Regions from separate parts of the Homo sapiens genome. Here region 2 is linked to region 1. A link is a loop called in an ENCODE intact Hi-C map of the cell type or tissue named here. Cell type or tissue: Caco-2. All regions are shown on one strand. Links, peaks and the distances in the headings refer to the core of each region. The heading gives the core; the rest is flanking DNA. Region 1 has its middle 140 kb from the start of THORLNC. Region 2 overlaps LOC105373578 (a long non-coding RNA gene).

Evidence for each region. A loop is a pair of places that touch in the nucleus more often than their neighbours do. Peaks named below come from ENCODE experiments on the same cell type or tissue, not always from the same donor. Only the 100,000 strongest peaks of a DNase experiment are listed, where the experiment ranks them.
Region 2: a loop joins it to region 1, with 4 times the contacts of the local background. A loop is called at or near these places in 1 of 110 quality-filtered maps.

Annotation. Positions count from the first base shown.
Region 1 is chr2:118,319,792-118,324,195 of GRCh38, reverse strand. No RefSeq gene overlaps it. Among named protein-coding and RNA genes, the nearest start is that of THORLNC, 140 kb to the right of the region's middle. In Caco-2, for the core only: no CTCF peak of the experiment used is centred there; a DNase peak (open chromatin) is centred at 2,265.
Region 2 is chr2:118,200,242-118,204,645 of GRCh38, reverse strand. The region is part of intron 2 of LOC105373578 (a long non-coding RNA gene); the gene reads left to right. Among named protein-coding and RNA genes, the nearest start is that of THORLNC, 16 kb to the right of the region's middle. In Caco-2, for the core only: a CTCF peak has its summit at 1,731 (motif pointing left); a DNase peak (open chromatin) is centred at 1,735.

The sequences.
Region 1 (4,404 bases), core at 158-4,157:
TCTTTCTCCACCACACCCAGTTCATACCTACCCCAGTGCCTTTCCTTGGGCTGTTTCCTCCACCTCTATCCTCATCTGAATGTTTTCCTAAGTTCCAGTCTACCTTCAAAGTCTCAACCCCTCCCAGTCTCATCTTGTCTCCTTCTAATAGAAGGAGGATTCTCAGCCTCCTCCAACACACGATGGTTCTCCCTTCCTTGGACTCCTCTAGCCCATCCACTATCGATGCTGGTGTGTAATAGGGTATCCAGTGCCTGCTATAGCCAGTGACTTTTCCTATGTATTGTCTAGCTCCCCACTCTGAGTGTAAGCTCCTTGAAGGCAGGAATCGTGCCTTCTTATGCCGGTTCCGCAACGGGCAACCAGTCAATCTTTGATTATCGTGAAGATAGACTCAAGCACGCCTGTAATCCCAGCACTTTGGGAGGCCGAGGCAGGTGGATCACCTGAGGTCAGGAGTTCGAGACCAGCCTGGCCAACAGGGTGAAACCCTGTCTCTACTAAAAATACAAAAATTAGCCAGGCATGGTGGCAGGTGCCTGTAATCTCAGCTACTCGGGAGGCTAAAGTAGGGAGAATCGCTTAAACCCAGGAGGCAAAAGTTGCAGTGAGCCAAGATCATGCCACTGCACTCCAGCCTGGGTGACAGAGTGAGACTCTGTCTCAAAAAAAAAGATAGAATGAAGCAGTAAGAGGTTGACATGAAATAGAACTTTTTTGATTTAAACAAAAACCGTTTATTTACTGCTGTAATGTTTAGTCTGTTCTTTCATTCTTTTTCTTTTATTTTCTATAAACCACTTGGTCCTTGAAATTCCTGTTGGGGAAGGAAAACCTGTAACTCCTGCAGCTCCGATTGAAGCAGAACACTTGAATAGACACACCGTGCCCATTAGAAAATGCTGCTTCTCTTCATCAACTTCCCCTGCCATGCCGTGATCCCAGGTCATGCTGTAAAACCATGGAGGTTGAGGAGGCCACTCTAGGGCTGAGGGATTAGGATGGGTCAGGGAAGCCTCCTGGAGGAGATTGTGGAGTCTTGAAGTGGAGACTGGGGAGTGCTCCTGCACACAGCCTGAGGGAAAACCTGCTGTGATGTACCTGTGTGTAACCACATCATGGTTACAAGGCTGGCCTATCACCTGCTTGGAATGGACAAAAAGCAACTTAAACTGAAAAACAAATACGAAATGATTGTGTTTGGAAAGTCATTTCTAAAATGTGACCTAAAGTGCCTTTTAACCTCTTTATGGCTCAGTTTACCTGTGGAGATTATAATTGTACCTACCTCATAGGATAGTTGTAAAGTTTACCTAAAATAAACAAAATGTGCTGTATCCATACAATGAAATATTATTCAGTCATAAAAAGGAATGAGGTGCTGCTACGTGCTACAACATGGATAAACCTTGAAAACATTATGCTAAGTGGAAGAAGTCAGACACCAAAGGACACATATTGTATGGTTCTCTATACATGAAACATCCTGAATAAACACATCCTAGAGACAGAAACCATATTAGGGGTTATCAGGGGCTGGGGAGAGAGGATAATGGAGAGCGACTGTTAGGTATGTGGTTTTGTGGGGTGTGATGAAAGATGTTCTGGAATGAACTAGTGGTGATGGTTGCACAACATTGTGAATATATGAAAAACACATTGAATGATTGTACACTTATAAAGGGTAAATGTTACAGTATGTGAATTAACCTTAATTTTTTAAGCGTAAACAAATAATACAGACAATTGGCTTGGCACAAAGCCTGGCAGATATAAATGCTCAGCAAATACTGTTAAGATTATTGGAAAGGGCAAGATAACAGAAAACACTTAGATGTAGTCTTAAACCCTGGCTATTCCACTCACTAGGTGTGCTGAGTGACTTTGGGCAAGTTATTTGAACTCTTAGATGCGGCTTCTGCAAAGGTTAATTAGAAGTGATAACCCATTCTTGTTAGAAGTATTAGGTAATATATAAAGCTCCTTTGCACAGTGCATGGCATGGGGTAGATGCTCAGTAAACCATATTCCTCTTCCTCTTTATTTCTTATTAAATCTCATTCCTGCAGAAATCCTTAGAACACAGTTCTAGCTGGCCAGAAGTTGGGGGTTCCATCCTTGGAACTAATGAGAACCCACCAAGGACGCTTACTGGAATCATGCAAAGTGCTTTCCCAAAGCCTCAGGGCAGAATAACCAGAAGAGCAAGTGAGGACTGCTGTTGGGAGGGGAAGCCAGAGGTCACAGCAGGGAACACAAATCCACACCCTAGGTCTCCGCTAGGCTGCAGAATAAGTCCAGGGGTCAGGCCCAAACAAAGTAAACAAGATCTGGGAGCTGAGACAAACCATTCAGAATAAAAGCCAGGAAAAAGGCAACGGTGTTAGGGCCCAAGGCAAAACCAGGCCTGTTTATTTAAAAGACATTAAACTAGATTGAGCCTAAGACCTGATATCTGTTATTCTCAACTAGTCAGTAAATCATTCTCCCTGTCTAGAAGCCTACGAAAAGAAGAAGGAGTCAGAAGAGAGAGGGGGAAGGGCAGAGTGGGTCCTAGGGAACTGGGCACAATTAATCATCACCACCTCTCCCTGGACAATGCAGCTCAGTGTGCAGCAGTTGGGGGTGGGAAACTCTTTCTTGAAAATTCTTCGTCTTCTTATCCCACAGTCCAACAATCCTGCCAAAATGTTGCCACAGGATAAATTTAAGGACAAAATGCAGTGATTTGTTAGATGCAAAATCTCTGAGATGGGAGGCTTTTGCTCAAGAGTTGAAATTGTTGCATTGATAAATGTTGATGCTGTCTACTACTGCTGGCTGTCTCAGGAGTTTGGGGAAGGAGGGAGATTTTCATCCCATGAAGAAATTTCTCCTAGTTGTCTCTTAATCTGTTCTGTGATCAATATTAACACTGCCAAAATAGTTAAACTCTTTTTCCTTGTTGTCACCCATCTGTGTATGAATTCATTGCTAAGGCCACATACAGGACAATAAAGTGTCTGCAGATAAAACAAGGGAAGATTATTTTTATTTTTATTATAATCCATAGAGAAGATACTTGGTCAGCAAAATAAATGACACCAGACACCTTCACTGCAAATGGTGGGGCTGATTCAGTTTTTTCTTCCTTCATTCTTCAACAGAGATCCATTTCCTTAAAGGCCATCATATTCTGAGGCAGAGACATGCACATGTGTTTTTGCTTAGGGGCTGTGTCTGCAGTGATGTCCAGACTGTTTCTTGGGGACCTGGCCAGCACAACTTAGGAGACATTCTGTGTTTCAATAATTTCTGCTTTCGGAAGAGCATACTGTACCTCCAGGCAGAGTCTGAGGTTTGGAGCCCGCCGGGAATGCGACTATAACAAAGAGTCCTGAAAGCCTTTGGCTGCTAGGACCAAGCAAGTTCTTTCTGGCAGCACTCCATTTACTGATTTGCACATTCACCCACTCCCTGACACACAACCCACTTACTTCTACAAATTAAATGCACATATGTGCAAATTCATGTGCATCTCACACACCAACACATACACATACATACCCAAACACCCTTATGCGCACAGTTGAAAATATACCACATGCACACATATACATTGCTCATGTATATGGGAACAAGCATAAAAACCCACGGATGTACACATGCTTGTACACACACACATTCTTTATGCACATGAACATGTTGGTCCTCATATCCATGGCAGGAATTCTGTGACAACTTTGCGGTGTCCAAATGATACTAATATTTATAGTCTTCTAGACAATTGTGCCCTGCTATAAAAGTGACATTTTTTAGGAGACACAACGAAAACAATAACAGCAATTGTCTCACCAATTGTAAGGCACAGTCTATAAATCACTGTGCCTTACTCCCCAACAAAAGAAAGAAGCAAAGCATTGTTCAGAACAGAACTGAAATGTGACCAGGTATTAAGATTGGAAAGACTTTCGAGCGGAAAAATCAAGGCACCGATATTAACACAAGCCAGTAAATAAATAGAGTCTGATTTGGCCACCAGCAACTTCTTAAACTTCTGGTTTAAGGTGGATGAGGATTTGAGAGTGATGTTATGGTTTGTCAACCCACACACATCTCTGTGGCTTTCAAATAGAGACAGCCTTCCTGAGTTCCTTCCAGCTTGGGGATACTATTTTTGCTAATGGCATTTTTAAGGGTCCAAACAGGCCATTTGCTTACATAAGAAATGCAATGGAAAGAGGCAACATCTTTTTTGTTGTCATTTTCTAGTTTGGCAAAACCACATCTTGGAAGTAAAGCAGAAATTTTGGAGGCAGTTTACCTAAGACCTCAAACCAAAATTTACAAACAGCTGGATAAATTCTTTAATGGGGCTGTATTTGTTCCTAAATAGTTGGCAACAGGAAGTATAATTTTCTTAAA
Region 2 (4,404 bases), core at 187-4,186, 120 kb after region 1:
CAGACAGGGCTCAAAATGGGAGGTGGAAATATGTCTGGGCATTGGCGACATTGCTGCTCATGGCCATGGAAAGGAAAACATCTGAGTACAGGCCTGACCACCTCCTCACTGACCCCAGACACTATCCATTCCCTCCCATGCCTATCCAAAGACAGAACCCTCAGGTGCACTCACTGGCCAGCACTTTCTCAGACTCCTACCTCTTGGTGGTTTCAATTAGTGTCTTTCACACTGAGAGCTGCGACTCTCATGCGTTGGGAAATCAATTTAATAGGTCACAACCAGCATTTTAAAAGCAGGATGGAATCCTGACAAAGGTCTAATATCCAGAGCCTACAAGGAACATAAGCAAATTTACAAGAAAAAAATAAACAACCCCATTAAAAAGTGGGCAAAGGACATGAACAGACACTTCTCAAAAGAAGACATTTATGCGGCCAACAAACATGAAAAAAAGCTCAACATCACTGAACATTAGATAAATGCAAATCAAAAAGATAACGAGATACTATTTCATGCCAGTCAGAATGACGATTATTAAAAAGTCAAGAAACAAAAGATGCTGGTGAGGCTGTGAAGAGACAGGAGCGCTTTTACATTGTTGATGGGAATGTAAATTAGTTCAACCATTGTGGAAGACGGTGTAGTGATCCCTCAAAGACATAGAACCAGAAATACCATTTTACCCAGCAATCCCATTACTGGGCAATTACCCAGAGAACCATAAATCCTTCTATTATAAAGATACATTCACATATATGTTCACTGCGGCACTATTCACAATAGCGAAGACATGGAATCAACCCAAATGCCCATCAATGATAGGCTGGATAAAGAAAATGTGGTACATATTCACCATGGAATACTATTTAGCCATAAAAAGAAACAAGATCATGTCCTTTGCAGAGACATGGATAGAGCTGGAAGCCATTATCTTCAGCAAACTAACGCAGGAACAGAAGACCAAACACCACATGTTCTCATTCATAAGTGGGAGCTGAACAATGAGAACACATGGACACAGGGAGGGGAACAACACACACTGGGGCCCGTTGGGAGGTGGGGTGGTGTGCAGGGGGAGAGAAAGCATCAGGAAAAACAGCTAATGCATTCTGGGCTTAATACTTCGGTGATGGGCTGATAGGTGCAGCAAACCACCATGGCACATGTTTACCTATGTAACAAACCTGCACATCCTGCACATGTACCTAGGGACTTAAAATAAAATTTAAAAAGAAATTAATAAAAGCAGAATGGAATTGAATAGAAAGTATTAGTGTATTGCACATTGTTAGTGAAGACACTGCTTTGAAAAAGTTTAGTTTCAGAAAAAGACATGTGTGTGTGCGTGTGTGTGTGTGTTGGTGGATGAGCAGTGCCCCTCACTGCTGTGATGCAGGAACTCAGAGCCTCCACTCTACCTCATCAAGCCCAGAAGTGTTGCCGACGGCGGGACACTTGAGCTGACTCTGGAGATATGAGTTGAAATTTGCAAAGAGGAAGACAAGAACAGAACGTATTAAGATTATGGAGTTGTGAAGGGGGCTGATGTGTCCAGAGAATGGGGAGAAGGTTTACAAGGTGGGTCTCAGGGGTGTAGACAAGACTGTTCTGTATAATTGCGCAGGTCCACCCTGAACAAGGATGCTCTGCTGAAGGCACCAGGGGAATCTAAAATTCAGCACGGGGCTGACGAAGCCTTGTGCCATGGTTTTTCCAATTCACACAAAGATGCCATCTGCTGGCCAACCTGTGTGCCTGCAGGGCCAGGTCAGCCCAGTTGAAGCATATTTTTCTACTTTAACTGAGGGTCCCTATGGGCTAGAGCAGGCTTGTGTAGGCAGAACTAGCTGGGAAGGCAGATGGGATCCAGAAAGCAAAGGAAATTTCTCTGGGCAGAAAAGTGAATGTTTCACCATCAATTCTTTTTTTTTTTTTTTTTTGAGATGGAGTTTCACTCTTATTGCCCAGGCTGGAGTGCAATGATGCCGTCTTAACTCACTGCAACCTCCACCTCCCAGGTTCAAGCCCTTCTCCTGCCTCAGTCTCCCAAGTAGCTGGGATTGCAGGTGCCCGCCACCAAGCCCGGCTACTTTTTAAATTTTTTTTAGTAGAGACGGGCTTTCACTGTGTTGGTCAGGCTGGTCTCGAACTCCTGACCTCAGGTGATCCACCCACCTCAGCCTCCCAAAGTGCTGGGATTACCGGTAAGAGCCACCATGCCCGGCCATCAATTCTTCTTGGTCTGGACTTCTCCCCATTTCCAAGTTGGGCTCCCTACTGAGATTCTGAGGTATTGCTCCCTTCTTAGAGCACTCCTAACCATTCTTGTCTTCTAGCTATGGTCTGCTCCTTTGTCTCCTCAAGACAGCCTCTCCAGAATCCCCCACAAGGACGAATTACTGCCCTCATTCAATCCTTCTCTTGGTCCAGGCAAGTCCATGTTCATGCATGTGTCCTGCATGCAGGGGGCATGTGCATCCTTGCATTTCAGTCACTCAGGTTTCTCGTGTGTGCTCAGCCCATCATTCACATGGAAACACCTACGGAGGGCCACAAAATCTGTCGCTTTGCAATTTCATATAGCTGCCAGTGACTAACAGACCACTAATGGTCCATTAGTGAACCATTTGTGGTCCACTAATGAAGGAGATCAATGTATAGATGAGAAGTTGTAGGATGGGTGCCAACGAGCTGGGCGTGAAGGAGCTCTATCCAGGGAGGATTTTCAGCCATGCAGGGGTATATATTACCCCCACTCGCATGCCAACCTCCCCGACATCAGACATCAGAAATATCCATAAGGAAAAGCCTTCCAGGCCCTAATCAGAGACCAGACTGGGAAGGTGAAACCTTGTGGCTTCTTTTCTTATTGATAGATAAAAAATGGATAATGTCTTCTTTCTCAAGAGCATATTTAGATACAGGCCAGGGAGCATGAAGATGTGAAGTATCTGAGAAAGGACAAAGGAACCACTTATGGAAACAAGACTTAAAAAAAGAAAAAGAAAGAGCACACGGAGGTTGGAAAAGCCCCTCCCAGCCACTGTCACTCCACCATGCAGTTTCATGCTCCTCTACCATGAAGATTTTTTCTCCTTCCAGACATCAGCTACTCCTGATAGTCAACTTCCTCACTATCCATAAGCAACTTTAGACTTCACCTGGGGGATGGGGAGGTTCTGGGAGACGACAGGATGGAAATTAGCAGGGTCCAGGGTTGAGAAAGGAGCAGAGGCTGGTGTGATGAAGGCCGGCTTGCCAGATCAGGAGCAGAGGTTGGGTATAAGGGAGAGAGCAAAGCCCTCCAGGGCAGATAGAGCCTGACTCCCTACCACGTGTTGCCGCCCCTTCTGAGGGAATGCCTAGAAAGACAGATGGATGCACACAAACACACACCCAATAGCAAACACTAGTCAGCATTGCACAAAATCTGGTGGAAGCCTGGCACCACTGTGGACACAGGAGCTGCAAAAATGAATGGAAACAAGACAGCAAAAGCAAAGATAGACAAATGGGATCACATCCTGCAAAAATGTTTCTGCACAGCAAAGGAAACAACGAAGTGAAGAACCAACCCACATAATGAGAGAAAAGATTTGTAAACTATCCATTCAATAAGGAACTAATAACCAGAATAGATAAGTAACTCAATTCAATAGCAAAATAATAATAATTTGATTAAAAATGAGCAAAAACCTGAATAGGCATTTCTCAAAAGGAGAAACACAAATGGCCAACAGGTAGATGAAAAAATGCCCAACATTGCCAATCATCAGGGAAATACATATCAAAACGACAATGAGATATCATCTGGAGAGGATGCAGAGAAACGGGAACCCTCATACACTGTTGGTGGAAATGTAAAGCAGAACAGCCATTTTGGAAAACAGTATGGAGGTTCCTCAAAAAATTAAAAATAGAACAAACTACCATATGATCCAGCAATCCCACTACTGGGTATATATCCAAAAGAAAGGAAAGCAGTATATAGAGAGGTACCTGCACTCCCCTGTCCATCGCAGCACTATTCACAATAGCCAAGATACGGAATCACCCTAAGTGTCTATCCGTGGATGAATGGATAAAGAAAATGTAATACATACACACAATGGAATATTATTCATCCACAAAAAAGAATGACATCCTTGTGTGTATGTGTGTGTGTGCATATATATGTATATATATGTGTGTGTATATATATGTGTGTATATATGTGTATATATATGTGTGTATATATGTGTATATATATGTGTGTATATATATATGTGTGTGTATATATATGTGTGTATATATATATATATAACATTTTCTTTATCCATTCATCCATTGATGGACAGTCAGGCTGATTCCATATCTTGGCTATTTTCAGCAACATGAATGAAATTGGAATGCATTATATTA